Linked DNA regions of Homo sapiens: region 2 is linked to region 1. Evidence: read pairs that join two places in POLR2A ChIA-PET (ENCODE). Cell type or tissue: PC-9. All regions are shown on one strand.

The links. ChIA-PET counts read pairs that join two places held together with the same protein. Peaks named below come from ENCODE experiments on the same cell type or tissue, not always from the same donor. Only the 100,000 strongest peaks of a DNase experiment are listed, where the experiment ranks them.
Region 2: POLR2A ChIA-PET joins it to region 1 with 10 read pairs; 2 of 35 experiments call an interaction of 5 or more read pairs at or near these places.

What each region holds. Positions count from the first base shown.
Region 1 is chr2:142,593,845-142,601,844 of GRCh38, reverse strand. No RefSeq gene overlaps it. Among named protein-coding and RNA genes, the nearest start is that of KYNU, 280 kb to the left of the region's middle. In PC-9, no CTCF peak of the experiment used is centred here; DNase peaks (open chromatin) are centred at 4,904 and 5,294; H3K27ac peaks cover 971 bases.
Region 2 is chr2:142,091,321-142,099,320 of GRCh38, reverse strand. The region is part of intron 1 of LRP1B (LDL receptor related protein 1B); the gene reads left to right. Among named protein-coding and RNA genes, the nearest start is that of LRP1B, 36 kb to the left of the region's middle. In PC-9, no CTCF peak of the experiment used is centred here; no DNase peak of the experiment used is centred here.

The DNA.
Region 1 (8,000 bases):
TTTGTGCTGCCACCAGGCCCGTTGTCCCAAAACACCAAATGTGTGTGGCTTTTTCTTGGTTAGCCTCAGAAGTCACACAACATTACTTTGATCACATTATATTTGTCAAGCCTGCCAAAAGGGCCCACCCAGTTTCAAGGGAAGAGGACATAAATTTTACCTCTTGATTGAAGAATGTCAAAAAAATACCACATTTTTAAACGTAGTTCGTTTGTCAAATTTTCCAATTAAAACCAGGCTCCTGCTTCAATCAAGTTGCAAATATCAACACAAAATATGAGGCGATATTTTGATTATTGAATATATTTAATTTAGCATTTTGTATACTTTGAGATTCCCAATTCAGTGAAATATATCTGCATTCTTTCAAATGCATTATGCTTTCACTCCCAAATTTTAAATAAAATATATTTCATTTGTACTAGTGAGAAAAGGTTTTCCTAAATCTGTAATGTACTAGGACTCCTTGATTTTCTAATTCTATGCATTTTAAGATAGATAACTGCTTAGAAGTTATCTAGTCTAATTCTCTGTCTAAAACTTGAAACCCTTTGACAACATCCCTGCTGGATGAGCATCCAGCTTGTGCCCAGGTAAACAAAGGGATAGTTGACTCATGGGAAGTGCATTCAATTTTTACCCAGAGACAGTAATCAGAAAATGTCTTCCTTAATTTAAGCCACCTTCTGCCTGCCTTTCTACCTCACCACTTCTCATTCAGCCTAAAAATACACATAAAACATTTTTGTCTTGGTCTCATCCCTATTCCACCAAATCGGTAACAAGTTTTACTGCCTGGAAAAAACATGCTACTTAGACGGAATCACAAACATGAGATTTCATGCAAACTTGGTAGCAATCATGTGGGTAGTGAGCAGAGAGTTTGGCTTGCTCCTCTGGCCTCAAGGATAATCCAAGATGGGAGAGCAGAAGGAGAATGCAGACTGCTCCAATAAAAGATTCTGGATGTGATCTTTGTCCCAATATCCTCAAGTTGCAAATTCTAATGGAACATTGAAATCTGTTCATCTCGTTCATCATATTTTAAGAGATGGAGAGGAAATAACTGCTCTTTCCTCTGCCCTCATGCTGTCTTTATCTGCCTCCTTTTCCTGACTGTAAATTGAAAGAGAGGAATACATATATTCTCAGTTGTACACAATACCTGAAGTTTCTGGCATTTGAAAATCCAATAAATATTTATTCAATAAATATATATTTAGCGAATGAATACATAAATAAATATTTGAAGTGTCTGTGGTATCAGAAATGTCTCTGACATCCAGTGAAGAAACAGGAAATAAACTACCCCCAGAGAGTTTTCTGGAATGCAAAGGGAGCTAAAAGATCACAGAAGAAAGAAGGGTGTCCTCTCTCCTGTTAATACCAGAACATATTCCTTTTTAGAGTATTTGGGTATGCATTTAAGAGAGGTTACTATTTTCCTAAACTCTGTGATTTCCCAAAAATGTGTTTACCTAGGATGAGGACAGCTCTGCCCTCTGACTTTTTCCAGCCAAAGAAGAAAACTGCAGAGGCCAGCTCTAGGGGAATTATTTGATCAGTGACCCTCATGCACTACAATCTTATTTAATAAAGCAAATCAACTGATGGACTTACTGCTGCAATGGTGGATTCAATTCCTGCCTGATGTAAAAGTAAATAACACATCAAGGAGAAAGGAATGGGGAAGTGGGACATGCCATTTTTCACAATATTTTTATTTACTAACATACTAAATATTCTCATTGTATTGAGTCATTATGGAATTGGGGAAATACACAGTTTGAAGTCAGGTAGATGTGGGATCAAATCTCAAATTTAAGTGACTTTGGAAAGTTACTGAACTTCTCTGAGCCGGTTAGCTCATTTATAAATATGGCTGTTGTGAATATTAAACAATATTGTGTAAGCATCATGCCTAGAACTGTCTCTTCCCTTCCTCTGTTTCCCCTCTTTTTGTCATCACTGATTTGCTCTAGAAAATAATCTTATTTAGGGAATTAGAATTGTGGTGTGGATTTTATTCTGTAGTGAATATTATGTATCTTCCCAAAATATTGAACCTAGATCTGATGACATCAGTGTGTACATAAGTGTGAATGCATCCCTGGTGCTTCCTTAGACCTTTGGACTATATAAGGCAGTAATCCCTACAATGCAGATCAAGCACATACCAAATATCCAGGTCACTTGATCTTATGAAGCCCTTTGTCTAGTGGGTAAGACAGAACACAATATAGGGCTATTTTCAAAATACAGGACAAAGGAAGCAAGATATGAACACAGGAATTGAACTCAGAAGACATGGAGCCCTCTGTGTGTTTTAAGTTCAAGCAAGAGAAATAATAGTCATTTAAACTCGGTGGCCCTCCTCAAGTTTCTCACCTGTGGAGAATAGTGCCGGGTCATAATAATTATAAGCTATATTAAGGGTTTAAAAGTCATGATTTATTAAACTTATTAACCAAATATATGCTTTTCAAAATAGAGGGAACTTTTATTTGATGGTTTTTTTCTATTAATGCAGTGTAAATGAAAAGTGGAAAAAAGAGGGGTCTATAAAGACACATGGAGAATTAACTTATACTTAACATCTGGCTTTTTAACATTTCTTGACTCTCTGAATCTAAAAATCAATTTATTTGCAGGTGTGGAAGATGATAAATCAATATGAAATGAGTTTCAATCTGCTAAGTGATAACTGGTAACATCTGAGTTGGTTATATCTCAGTTAGTTTCTCCTGTTCTCCATTCACAACTCTTTTCTGGAATGTTAGCAGAAATGTTTTGCTGTTGTTGTCACTATGAATCATGAACAGTTTTAGACTTCCACTATGGCAGAGACAATTGCAACTGCCAAATGCTCTATCTGCACTGCCATGTCCCTGTGCCCTTCTATTTACCTGGGACCATGTGATGAGTTCTGGCCTATGGGCTGTGGGTATAAGTGATATATCACCCCCACCCCAAGCTTGAAAAAGCAAGTTCACAACTCTCCAGCTGTCTCCTCTGCTGAGGGGACAACAGGCAAGTCCTCCTGCTGAGATGAGTGCTATAAGAGCAGTACAGTCAGCATTGCTGGGCCCTGATTGTTATCAACATTTGCCCAAATCTATAACAAAATAGGTACTGGGGAGAAAAAAAAAATCTTTGTTTTGTTAAACCATGGAAACTTTGGGGATGCTTGTTTCCACAGCATAGACCTACTCTAGACTGACTACTTCTTATCCCAGATATCAGTATAATGAATTCATTACTATACCACTTGACACTGAGTTTGCCCATGTAGCCATCAGCAAATATATCAAAGTACACTTGTTAAAATCAGTTACACAATTAGAAAGATGTAAGTCTATGTGAATAAATTGCTGAAAAGAGATGATGGTTCTTGGTGGATCACTAGTCTTCAATAATTACACTATAATAAAGTAATTATGTTAGAAGAAATTAATAAGGATATAAGCAGAAAATCTTGGAAGTGATATACTTTTCCTCATACTTTCAACCCAACAGATCCACCAGCCGACTGGTAACCAGCAGCATTCCCAGAGGAGTCCAAGCCTACAAATTGTCCCTACTTCTCTTTCCAATTTATATAAAACAGAACTTGTAACTTACTGGTAAGTTCCTAGTTAGCCCATAGGATAGGGTTGAAAGTTCAAAAGTTCCTTATTTAATTTTATTTATTTATTAATTTTATTTATTTATTAATTTTATTATTTTTTATTTTTATTATACTTTAAGTTCTAGGGTACATGTGCACAACGTGCAGGTTTGTTACATATGTATACATGTGCCATGTTGATGTGCTGCACCCATTAACTCACATTTACATTAGGTATATCTCCTAATGCTATCCCTCCCCCATTCCCCCACTCCACAACAGGCCCCAGTGTGTGATGTTCCCCTTCCTGTGTCCAAGTGTTCTCATTGTTCAATTCCCACCTATGAGTGAGAACATGCGGTGTTTGGTTTTTTGTCCTTGCAATAGTTTGCTGAAAATGATGGTTTCCAGCTTCATCCACGTCCCACAAAGGATATGAACTCATCCTTTTTATGGCTGCATAGTATTCCATGGTGTATATGTGCCACATTTTCTTAATCCAGTCTATCACTGATGGACATTTGGGTTGGTTCCAAGTCTTTGCTGTTGTGAATAGTGCCGCATCCTTATTTAATTTTAGTAAAATTACTGTGGAAGCAGTAATCATGGATAGTTTAACTTAAAAGGCTCCCTTTATATAATATGGTCTTTGAAATGAGCTACAGTGGGAGACATCAGCAAGACAGCTGACTAGACGTGCCCCGCACTCACCTCTTCCACAAAGAAAGACAAAAACCGTGAGTAGATGACCACATGTTGAATAGAAAGTCTAAAGGAAAATGCGAGACTTCAGCAGGGAACCAACAGGGACCCGAGTATTTATATCCAACTGATTTTCTCCAAAGGCACCAAGAACACAATTGAGGAAAGTATACCCTGAAGCAGTGCTGAAAGAAATAGATACTCATATATATAAGAATGAAAGTATATCCCTATCTCTCATGATATATATAAAAGTCAACTCAAAATGGATTAAAAACTTAAACATAAGACCCAAAACTATAAAACAACTAAAGGAAAACAGGGGAAATGCTTCAGAACATTGGTCTAAGCAAAGATTTTATGGGTAACCCTTCAAAAGCACAAGCAACAAAACAAAAATAGACAAAAGAGACTATAACAAACTGAAAAGCTTCTGCATAGTAAAGGAAACAATCAACAGAATGAAGAGGCAACCTGTAGAGTAGAAAAAAAATTGCAAACTATTCATCTGACAAGTGACTAATATCCAAAGTTTGCAAGGAACTCAAACAACAGTGCAAAAACAAACAAAAAACCCACAAAGAAACTGATTAAATATGGGAAGATTCTAAATAGACATTTCTCCAAAGAAGACATACAAATAGTCAAATATATAAAATATTCTCGACATCACTCATCATCAGAGAAATGTAAATCAAAACAAAAATGAGATATCATCTTACCCAGTTAGAATGGCTGTTATTGAATAGACAAATAAATGCTGGCAAGAGTATGGGGAAAAGGGAACTCATACATTGTTGGTGGGCATGTAGTTTTTGTATTCACTGTGAAAAACATTATGGGGTTTCCCGTAAAACTAGAACTACCATATGGTACAGCAATCCCACTACTGGGTATTTATCTAAAGGAAAGGAAATCAGTGTATTATTTTTGTTTTTTTTTTTTTTTTGTTTACAAACAAGGTCTTGCTCTTTTGCCCAGGCTGGAATGCATCATAGCTCACTGCCATCATAGCTCACATAAGCCTTGAATTCTTGGGATCAAGTGATCCTCCCACCTCAACCTCCCAAGTTGCTAGGACTACAGATGCATACCACCATGCTCAACTAAAAAAAATCAGTATGTAAAAGAGATAGCTGCACCTCATATTTATGGCAGCATTATTAACATTAGCCATGGTATGGAATCAACCTAAATGCCCATCGGATAATTAATAAAGAAATGTGTTATATATACAATGGAGTAATATTCAGCCATAAAAATGAATATAATCCTGTCACTGTCAGCACCATATATGAGCCTGGAGGACATTATGTTACATGAAGTAGGATAGGCACAGAAAGATAGATACTGCATATTCTTACTCATGAGGGAGCTGTAGAAGTAGAGAGTAGAATTGTGATTATTAAAAGATCAGAAGGATAGCGGAGAGGAGGATAGGTAGAAGTTGGTTAATGGATACAAAATGACAGCTACATAGGAGAAATGAGTTCTAGTTTTCTATGGTAACGTAGGGTAAATATGGTTAACAATAATCTACTGTATATTTTTGAAAAGCTAAAAGAAAGAATACATGTTTGAGGTGGTAGACATGCTAATTACTCTGATTTGATCACTATACATTTTCTACATGTATCAAAATATCACTCTGTATCCCATAAATATGCACAATTATTACATGTCAACTAAAAATAAAAGCACCAAAAAGATATGAGCTACATTGGAATTAAATGAATAAACTACATTGTTCTTTACTAAAATTATTTGGATGTAAAACTTTTTGGCTGCTGATGAGGGGTAATACTTATAATGTTCTAAATATGTTTGTACACTATTAAACCAATGAACAACAAATATGTGACTAGAAAATGTCATCAATCCACTTATGATTATAATGATGATTATTATTTTTAGATGGAGTCTAGCTCTGTTGTCCAGACTGGAGTACAGTGGCATGATCTCGGCTCACTGCAACCTCCATCTCTTGGGTTTAAGCGATTCTTCTGCCTCAGCCTCAAGAATAGCTGGGACTACAGGTGCATGCCACCATGCCCGGCTAATTCTTTTGTATTTTTAGTAGAGATGGGGTGTTAGCATATTGGCTGTTTTTGAACTCCTGACCTTTTGATCTACCCTCCTTGGCCTCCCAAAGTGCTGGGATTACAGGCATGAGCCACCACGCCCAGCCAATCCACTTATTTAACCTAGTTTAAATCTAGTATTGAGACAGTACATTTTCCTTCAGGACATTTTGAACACTAAAATTCGAGAATTTAATTGCTTTCGTTCTTTTGTTATTTGTTTCAAATATTCAGATGACTATATTTAAGATAGACCTGTGTCATATTATAATTATCACTGGCTGGAAATTGAAACCAATATGAAACTTTCATTTTCATATTACTTTCTAAGATATATTTGTGACCTTCTCTTCTAGAAAGACTCTTTTGCAGATATAGTTTTACTTGCTCATGGGTCACTAGATAGATTTATGCTTGTGATGTATATCTTAACTGGTGCCTGATATTAATTTGACCAGCCAACTGGTGGAACATTTAAAACACTTTCTTGTTAAAATGATTCAACAGAGGTAGAATTATGCACTACAACATCAATTTAAAAAACCCATCTGTTCTAACAAGAAAGTTTGTAGTTTCTGAGTTGCTCTCTGAAAAATTGGTGAAGCTTCTAGATTCTAAATCTCACTACATGCATAATATTGACACAGATTATAGATTAGTCTATAGTGTTTGTAAGACAAAAAATGTATAATACTATGTATATATAAAGATAATTCTACACCTTCTATACAGTTATACAAATTTAGTCTAATTAATTCAACAGTAGTCACTCTGTAACATTTAAAAATAACTGTATAGTTAACAAAGTTTGATGGGAATTCCTGATTTCAAATTTATTACCTAAGAATGTCCATATTCTTTCAGAATGTGCTCTTTAGCAGCCTCAACAACAGTTATTTGGAGGAAAGTGTGGTCTCTCTGAGGGCAGGGATTCAACATTTCTTCTCAAAGTTCCACGACCTTGGCTCTAAAGTGAAAACAGGTAAGAAATACACATGGCTTTTCAATGCAGGAAAATATTAATTAGAACCTTTTCAGCTAAGGTAGCACCACACCCAACTCAAAATTGCTTAAACAGTAAGAACGTTAAGCCTTCATGTAACAAGAGTACTGGGAAGGAGGTTCCAGAATTTGTTGGATTGGTGAGATAATAAAATCCTCAAACACTCATTTTAAAAAATCTTCCGGTGCATGTATCCTCACCCTGTCAGCTAATGTCCTCAGATCTGACCCTTTTTGAGGTTAAGAAAATATCAGTCCATTTAGTGTTGTTATAACAGACTACAATAGACTGGGTAATTTATAAAGGAAAGAATGTATTTTTCACAGTTTTGGAACCCAGGAAATCCAGTGTCAGCTTGCCTGCATCTGGTGAGGGTCTTCATGCTGATTATTCCATGTTGAAAGGCAGAAGGGCAAGAGAGTGCAGGAGCAAAGAGGAAGAGATCTGAACTCACCCTTTTATTAGGAACTTACTCGCATGATAAGTAACCAACTCCCATGATAATATCATTAATCCATTGATGAGGACAGATCATCTCATTATCTAATTACCTGCTAACGGTCTCACCTCTTGACACCGTTGCATTGGGAATTAAATGTCCAACACA
Region 2 (8,000 bases), 500 kb after region 1:
CTGTTGCAATTAGATTATAAACTCTTTGAAGGTAAAGCCCACTGGGACAGTGGCCACCAAGGGAAGAATGTATATTGAAATATCTCAGTAAGATCAAGGAATCACGTTTAATTTGGTTTTACACATGCATTGCTGTTGAATAATGAGTTTTCCCAGCATTACAGATGTGAAATATGACAGAAGATTAGATGAAGTGTACATTATGTACTGGATATCAACTTGTGCCATTCTCATTTTTATTCTATATGAATAATGTTTTCAGGCAGAAATGCACCAAGTTATTGCCTGAGAGTTAGTTGCCTGTCCATTTATTGAAGAATCATTGATACTGTCAAGAGTCAATGCTGTATGTGCAGAGGAGAAAATTGAGTTCTAATTTAGGAACAACTCCTCAAATTAACAAAAGTGAATTATCTAATTTTGAAATTGTGTCTTTTGAAAATGATCAGTAGTGTTGCTTAGAAAACATTTCTGCTTTGATTTCTCATTTATCCATGGCTTAGTCCATTGAGATTTCTCAGAATAACGTGAGGCATCAAGTCAATTAAGGTTAACTTTAAGTTTAAGATTGAATTTACATTTTATCTCAATATGTTATGCATCTATTTATTCTGGCTCTACTGTTCTGAATGATAATAATGTAAAGAGCAATTTCATTTATTTTATTACCTTTGTTTCTGTTACATACAATGAAATCAGACTTCTTAAAATGTAGAATTCAGATTTTATTTATTCTATATTTTGTTTTGCAATGAAGTCCTAAAATTGAAAATGGGTACACATTTGGGTATTTTTATGGATAGTAAAACATGTTCTCTAATTCGAAAACGAATTAAAGAGCCATTTAAAAAATCTCCAAAGCAGACAGTTTCCAGTAATATCTACTTCTAAGTAATTTCTGAAACTACAGCACAGACTTAGCAATTCAAATATATATTTTTAATGCAACATTACACTTTGAAGTATTGTAAACATTTTTGAATATTTATAAATGAATTTATTTTATTTAAAAGCATCAACAAAGATTTAAGATTCAGTAATGTCTAAATGTATTTGGCACTCTTGATAATGTCCCCCAAAGCACTGGAAATTTTTGTTGAAAACATATTTTCTGGATCCAATCTCCAGCAAATTTCTTTCTTCCTTCACCTTTTAGCAGGTAACTGTTAGTGTGGTGCTGTGTGGTAGAGGAATATGGGCTGAAAAATAACCACACACTCTTCATTTCCTGGCATTATTAGAGGTCTGTAAAAGACAGCTGGATTTTCTCTAGCTTATTCTTGTTCTTCAAAACATTAAAAAGTGAGAGCATTTATACAAGAAAGAATATTAGACTTTGATGCTTCATTTTCAGAGGAGACTTGTAAGAAGCAAAAGTGACATCATGTGATTTATTCTCATGACACGATTGTAAAGGGAGCCAAGACCTATAAAAACTCAATCTGTTGTCGATACATTATTTACATGTGTACACCATGTCTTACTTATTCTGAATGCCATATTTAAAAAAATGAGTGCTTCAGAATTGGAATATAGACTCTTTATATCGAGCTAGATTCAACTTTAAACAAGTAACTTCTAACTTCTTAGTTTGATGGCAATTACATGGTTTTAAAATGTACTTTCTTATTTTTGTGGTAGCATATTTTTTCAGTAGATAGCTCTGTGTATGCTGACATTAAATCATTTTGCTGTCCTTCAAAATACATACTAGCTCACTTAAGTTTTAAAATGTGGAGATCTATTTAGCTGTACATTTCATGTCTTTCAATTGAAAAGCACCATATATGATTTTCTAAATAATTTTAAAGTCAAGTAATCTACCTTAAAATTTTAATTGCTAAAAAATTTAATTGCTATTCCAAATAGTACACAAAAGTAAACTGTTGCTTCTTTTTTTTGCACATGTATTATATCATAAAATTAAATGCAATGCTTTCTTTATAAATACAAATACATGTAATTTCCTTTCTCATATTTGAAATAGGTCAAGAGCATTTGACTAAAGAATCATGGACCTATATTATTTTAAAAGTAAGAAAGAAAGGCTTTACAAGGAAATCCAGTTTTCAACGATTATTGTTTTCACCATATATGTGTGAAGGTTTTCTTATGAAATAGGTAATTTTTGATGTTATGCATAAAGAATCATCCCTCAAAGTGCTTACATTCTAATAGAGGAGTTGCAAGTATTAGGAATCCCAGTTGTGTACCAGGCAAAATAAATACAGCAGGACTGTTGGTAAACCGGGGTTTTTTTTTTGCAATGATAATTACAGCAAACTGTAGACTGTGATAGTCCAGTGGACTGTCTAAATATACAAATAGACACTTATAAGGATCAGCGATTATAAAGTCACTCCATCAGATTTTGGAACTAAACATTAAGTACTCATGGTCATGAAGATGTCAACAATAGAAACTGGGGACTTCTAGAGGGGAGAAAGGGAGAGGAGAAAGGGTTAAAAAACTATTAGGTACTATGCTCAGTACCTGGGTGATGGGGTCATGCATACCCCAAACTTCATCATTATGCAATATACCAGGTAACAAATGCACACATGCACCTTCTGAATTTAAAATACAAGTTTAATAAATAAATAAAATAGAAGTTTACATCTGCTATCTTCCATGACTTTGTAAGGCCTCTGTGGAATAGGTAATGTAGAGCTGACAAACTTATGTGTAAATGAGATAATATAAACATTTAGTTTCATAGCCAATAATTAGATTGAATTTTGTATTCAAGATCTTTTTGTCTCCATCATAGTAGGAGGCCTATGGATCATTTAGTGGAACAAATAGATTCACCATAAAGGTAAATGCCTATAGTTATAATTAATATCACATTGGAAGAATAGAATTTGTAAAAAAAAAAAAATACAATTTATTTTCGTGGTCATGTGAATAATGAAAGTGACAGCTTTACCTTGCTCCCTGGATTAACATGAATGTACTCAGGACATTCTACTTCTGCTTTGGTTTACTTTAAACTCCTTTTCTGCCTTCATCTGTAAAAATGAAGAGATTGTTATCTGGGTAAACACTGTTACCGAGTCTTAGTGTGACTGAGAACAAGGAGGCTGGATTCTTTGATTGGCCCATCAATATCCCACAAAACTGATAAATTTCTCCCTTAATATCATTTATATATCCTCTGCATAAAACTAAATAAAAGAAGTCTGTAGAACTCTGTGAACTTCTGCAAAAGAGGATGTCAGTATAATACAAATGTTATTTATTTGGGTTTAGAAGGAATAAGTCTGGAACACAAAAAATAGTTAAGTGGACTAAGACCTGGCACCCACACTGAATTCCAGTTAATGTCACCTTGGTTTTCACAATTGTTGACATATAGGACTATTCACCAGGAATTGAATGGAACTACAAACTAATTTCATATCGGATCCTGAGCGATCTTGACATAGTAATGTCTTTTGTTTTTTGGGGTTGGATTTTAATCCAAAAATGCTATCCTCAGCAATTTAGCAATAAACCTAGGGGTTTTCTAATCTCCTTGTAAAAATAATCACATTATACATGGTTGAAGATGTAGCATTGCATATATTAAACATTAAATGTTAGCATTAACTAAACTCCTTTCCAGTTCAAAAAAATACATGTTGAAAAAGGTATTTTCTTACTTCAAAAAGGGAAAATTTGGGACCTGAATAAACTTAGAAGCCACTGGAGTACAGTTTAAGGCCAGAGGTAGTAATTAACTCAGGCCTATATAACCCTATGGGTACTCTCAGAATATTTAAGTCATTGGTTAAATATGACCCATCTGTATGGTCATTTTAGATATTGATTTCTTCTTAAATATAATGAAAAAAATTAAAGGATACACACATGCACACACTTAGGTTAAATGGTTGTTTATGTAAACTATACCAGATATTTTAAGTACTTAATGATTATTAGGGAACTATAAACTATGGAGTCTACTGAACTACTTACTCCCTTGAAATCAATTTACTTACAGTAATAGCATATCACAGGTTCTTATTAAGGGACTTTTTAAAAACTAGAAGGTGCTAAAGAGTATACCGTAGTATAATACACATTTGGTAACTTATACTCTTGTGCATTGCTTCACATCTTGCTAAAAACATATACACATCCCATTGTGGATATGTTCTAAAATATAGGGGTCCATCTGCTGATTTAAAAAAAAAAAAGCTTTTTTATATGTGCATATCGCACCTATTTTTTGTTGCTCTCTGTGAACAGAAAACTATTTTTTTATTTTGCTATTTGAAATTTACATATTCTAACTAACCACAGTACCTAAAGTTTGGCTAACTTGGTTAATTCACATAGATGCTACAAATATTCATTGTACTTTAGCAGCATTTTGGTATACATAAGATGGAAGATACATGGCATCTGAGAGAATATTTTTACTCTTGAACTATTTTCTCCTATTTTCAGTTATCGATTCACTTATCCAATTATAAAATTGTAGCCCTGAAAGGAAACTGACTTTAAGTGCTAACGAAATTTATTACTAAATATTTATTACTAAATATTTGAATATATTTGGTTTCATTTATTATATTTAGTTATATTTAATATATAAGTTAAGATGAAGAGACTGAAACCTAGAGAAGTGAATTATTTTCTAGAACACAGGGTTGTGTCAAAATCAGGACAGAAAGTCATTTTTAAGCTTCATTGAATCTTTTATTAATTCAATTTAACAATCATTTTAGTTTTTACAGCATTTAACTAATAATATTATACCCTAAAATAAGCATGATGTGCTTATTTCTTTCTATGTTTATAGAACTGATTCTTTTTGCAAGCAGTGCTGTCACTTAACAAATTTGTAACAAGAACCCTTCGCTATAGCTATACATCAGTTGAAGTATTTTACAACTGCATGAGGCCAAGTGGCCCCTCAAAATGCTGACCTTGCATAATCCATTACCGTCTTATACTTTATCTTTGTGGATTCCAAATAAAGCTGGGTTGAACATTAAAGCCAGCTTCACACATTAAGTCATAATCAAAAAAACACCAGCCTTACAGCCAAAAGTTATTGAAAAGGAATTTAAATCATTACCTCAGTGCTATAACCTGAATATTTGTGATACCCAGAATCCATACATTTAAATCTAGTCTCCTATATGATAGTGTTAAAAGGTGGGCCTTTGGCAGGTGATTAAGTCACGGCAGTGGAGCTGTCATGAATGAGATTAGTGCCCTTATAAAAGGGACACAGAAAGCTAAATGACCCTTTCCAACATGTGAGGACATAGAAGATGACATCTATGAATTGGAAGATGTCTCTCAGCAGACAACATCTGCTGGCACCTTGATCTTGGAATTCCCAGCCTCTAGGTTGTGAGAAATAAGTTTCTGTTGCTTATAAGCCACCCATTTTATGGCATTTTTGTTATAGCAGTTCAAATAAACTAAGGCAGCTAAGTCTCTTGAAAAATTATAAAAGGAGAAGTGTATTGCCTGCACCATATCTTCTTGAAAGCCACTTTTAAATTCTTCCCACACTCTAAGTAGAAATTGATCACTTGCATCTATGACTGCTCTATAACCTTATCTTTTTTTCTTTTGCTAAACTCCTCAAGATCTTTATCTTTAATGCAGCTGTCACACAGGTTTACTCTTTTACACACACCTCTGTGCATCTAAAACCCACGCACATGCACACTTTCTTGGAAATCCGGTTTACTCCCTCTGATGGCTTCTTCTGTGTCCACTGCCTTGCCTTTCTGGTTTTCTAGTACTAGGTCACACATTCAATGGATATGTGATGTGGACTATAAGGAGAGGGGGACATTTTCACTACTGTATTTTATCTTGCCTATCACGTTTATTCCCTTTGCCTTTTCAAGAGAACGTGGTGATCTTAAAATAGAAAGGAGCTAACTCTCCATTCCTTGCACCCCAAGTGTTAAATCAAAGTAAGATAAAGGTTAATTTTTTGTGATAGCTTATATAAAACATTATTTCACACATTTTGTGGTCAGTAAAAGTGATGCTGCCCTCAAGGAACATAAAAAACAGCGAACTAGGAATTGGGGGAAGGCGAGAAGGAAAAATTGGCCTTGTTCTCAGGAAACTCATAGTTCGCTAGGAAAGTTAAAATGGATAATATAATTCTACACAATGTTAGTTTTAATTACTGTAGAAAAATGTAGACATGATGACAAGATGGAGAAAGACTTCAAAGCAATCGTCACTTTGGGTGATGAAAAAAATTGAATTATGCCTTATAGAATGTGAAAGTACCAGACAGGAGACTTTGGAGGTACTGAAAAAAGTGGAGCATGGATTTGTAGATGGGAGATCACGCAGGGTCTATGTACCTGGGCTTTACTCTTCTATGTGATTTTGGTGTTCTTAGGCTGTAGATGGTATATTTCAGGATCTTTATTTTGTTACACATATTTTGAAGAAAAACGTGGAAAACTTATGATGGTGATTTTGCAGAAAAATAATTTAAATCCAGAAATTCACAAGGAAAACTGAAAATAGAATTACTCAGATTAGAAATTGTTGTTAATATCTATTTTAGTGGAAAACTTAATCAGATTTTACCATCTCATATAAACAGAACTCTGGATACACAGAGTTTTTTTCACTGAACTATTATTTTCCTACCATTAAAACCTATATAATATGTAGTAAGAGTCCCATACAAAAACACACACACACACACACACAAATCTCCTTACAAATTTACCCCAACTCTCAAATGGATCAGATCGCAATACTTTTAATCCACTCCTATGTTGTTCCCACTGCTGTACCTAGAAAGCATTGGATTTCTTGTATTTGTTTCTACCATATCTATTAATTTTAAAAAGCAATTTCCTTATGAGCTATTTTTCCACAAAGTTATGGACCTTGAGGGCAATGTTCAGAAATGTTCTTGAGGAATTATCATGAAGTAGTCACATCAACAAATAACCACTGTACATAATACAAATGAAAATACTAATATGCCAAAAAAATCCAAAAACTAGCAATTTTTTTAAAATGTAGGCTTAGTTACCTGGCAGAAAGTACATATTTTTAAACAAACAATTTATAAGAATTTATTAAATTACAACCAATTCACTAGGTACTTCCTCTGAACTAAGAAACCCAAATATTAGATACATGTAACAGAAACCCCTATTCACCATGCCATAAGCAAAGAAAAAATATTAAGTTATCATAGAAAACAAGATACCTGGATGAAATCAGCGTGGAGATGGCACAGGGGTTCTGTGGTGACCCACAATCATTCTGTTTGCTTGCTCTGCCATTGTCAGTGAGTGTTCGTCCTCTTGTTTTTCACCCGCTGGCAGCAAGATGGTTGTCATAGGTTTAGATAGCTTCTCTACTCAAAGTAGAAAAAAGGAAAGAAGGGATGCCAGAAGGAAATTGTCTAGGGTAGCTCTCTCCTTTTATGTGGAAGGAAAAATTTCTAGAAATCTTTCATCGATTTTCTGCTAATATTCCATTGATCAAAATTGGGTCACATGCTCATCCGTAGCTGCAAGAGAGGCTAAAAAGAGAATTTCTGGAAAGGGTGAGTATGCTAGTCATGACTTTCTTAGACCAATTATGATACGTCTTTTGGGCTTAACACATTGTCTACCTGAACAAAAACAGAGTTTTACTTTGAAGAAAGAAGTGTCTATGGTGAGTATTAGTGGCATGCTGTAGGGGCAAGGAATTAACTAATAGGGGTTTTCACATATAGAAAGAAATCTAGCCATCTTCTTATAGTTAACAATTGCATATTTGGATCCTGATTTCACTCACATCTTTAAACTCAAATCCAAATGTTCTTTCCATAATACCTGAGCAGTTTTGAAGGAGAGCTTGGAAGTTTTTCTTCAGGTTTTAGCTATACTTCTAAGAAGTATAATTTTCAGCCCTTAGTTACCTTCCAAATTTAAAAAAATAAAAGCCAATTTTATTTTTTATTATATGAGACATACAGAGAAGTCCAGATTCAAAGGAGTCACTAACAGCACCTATCA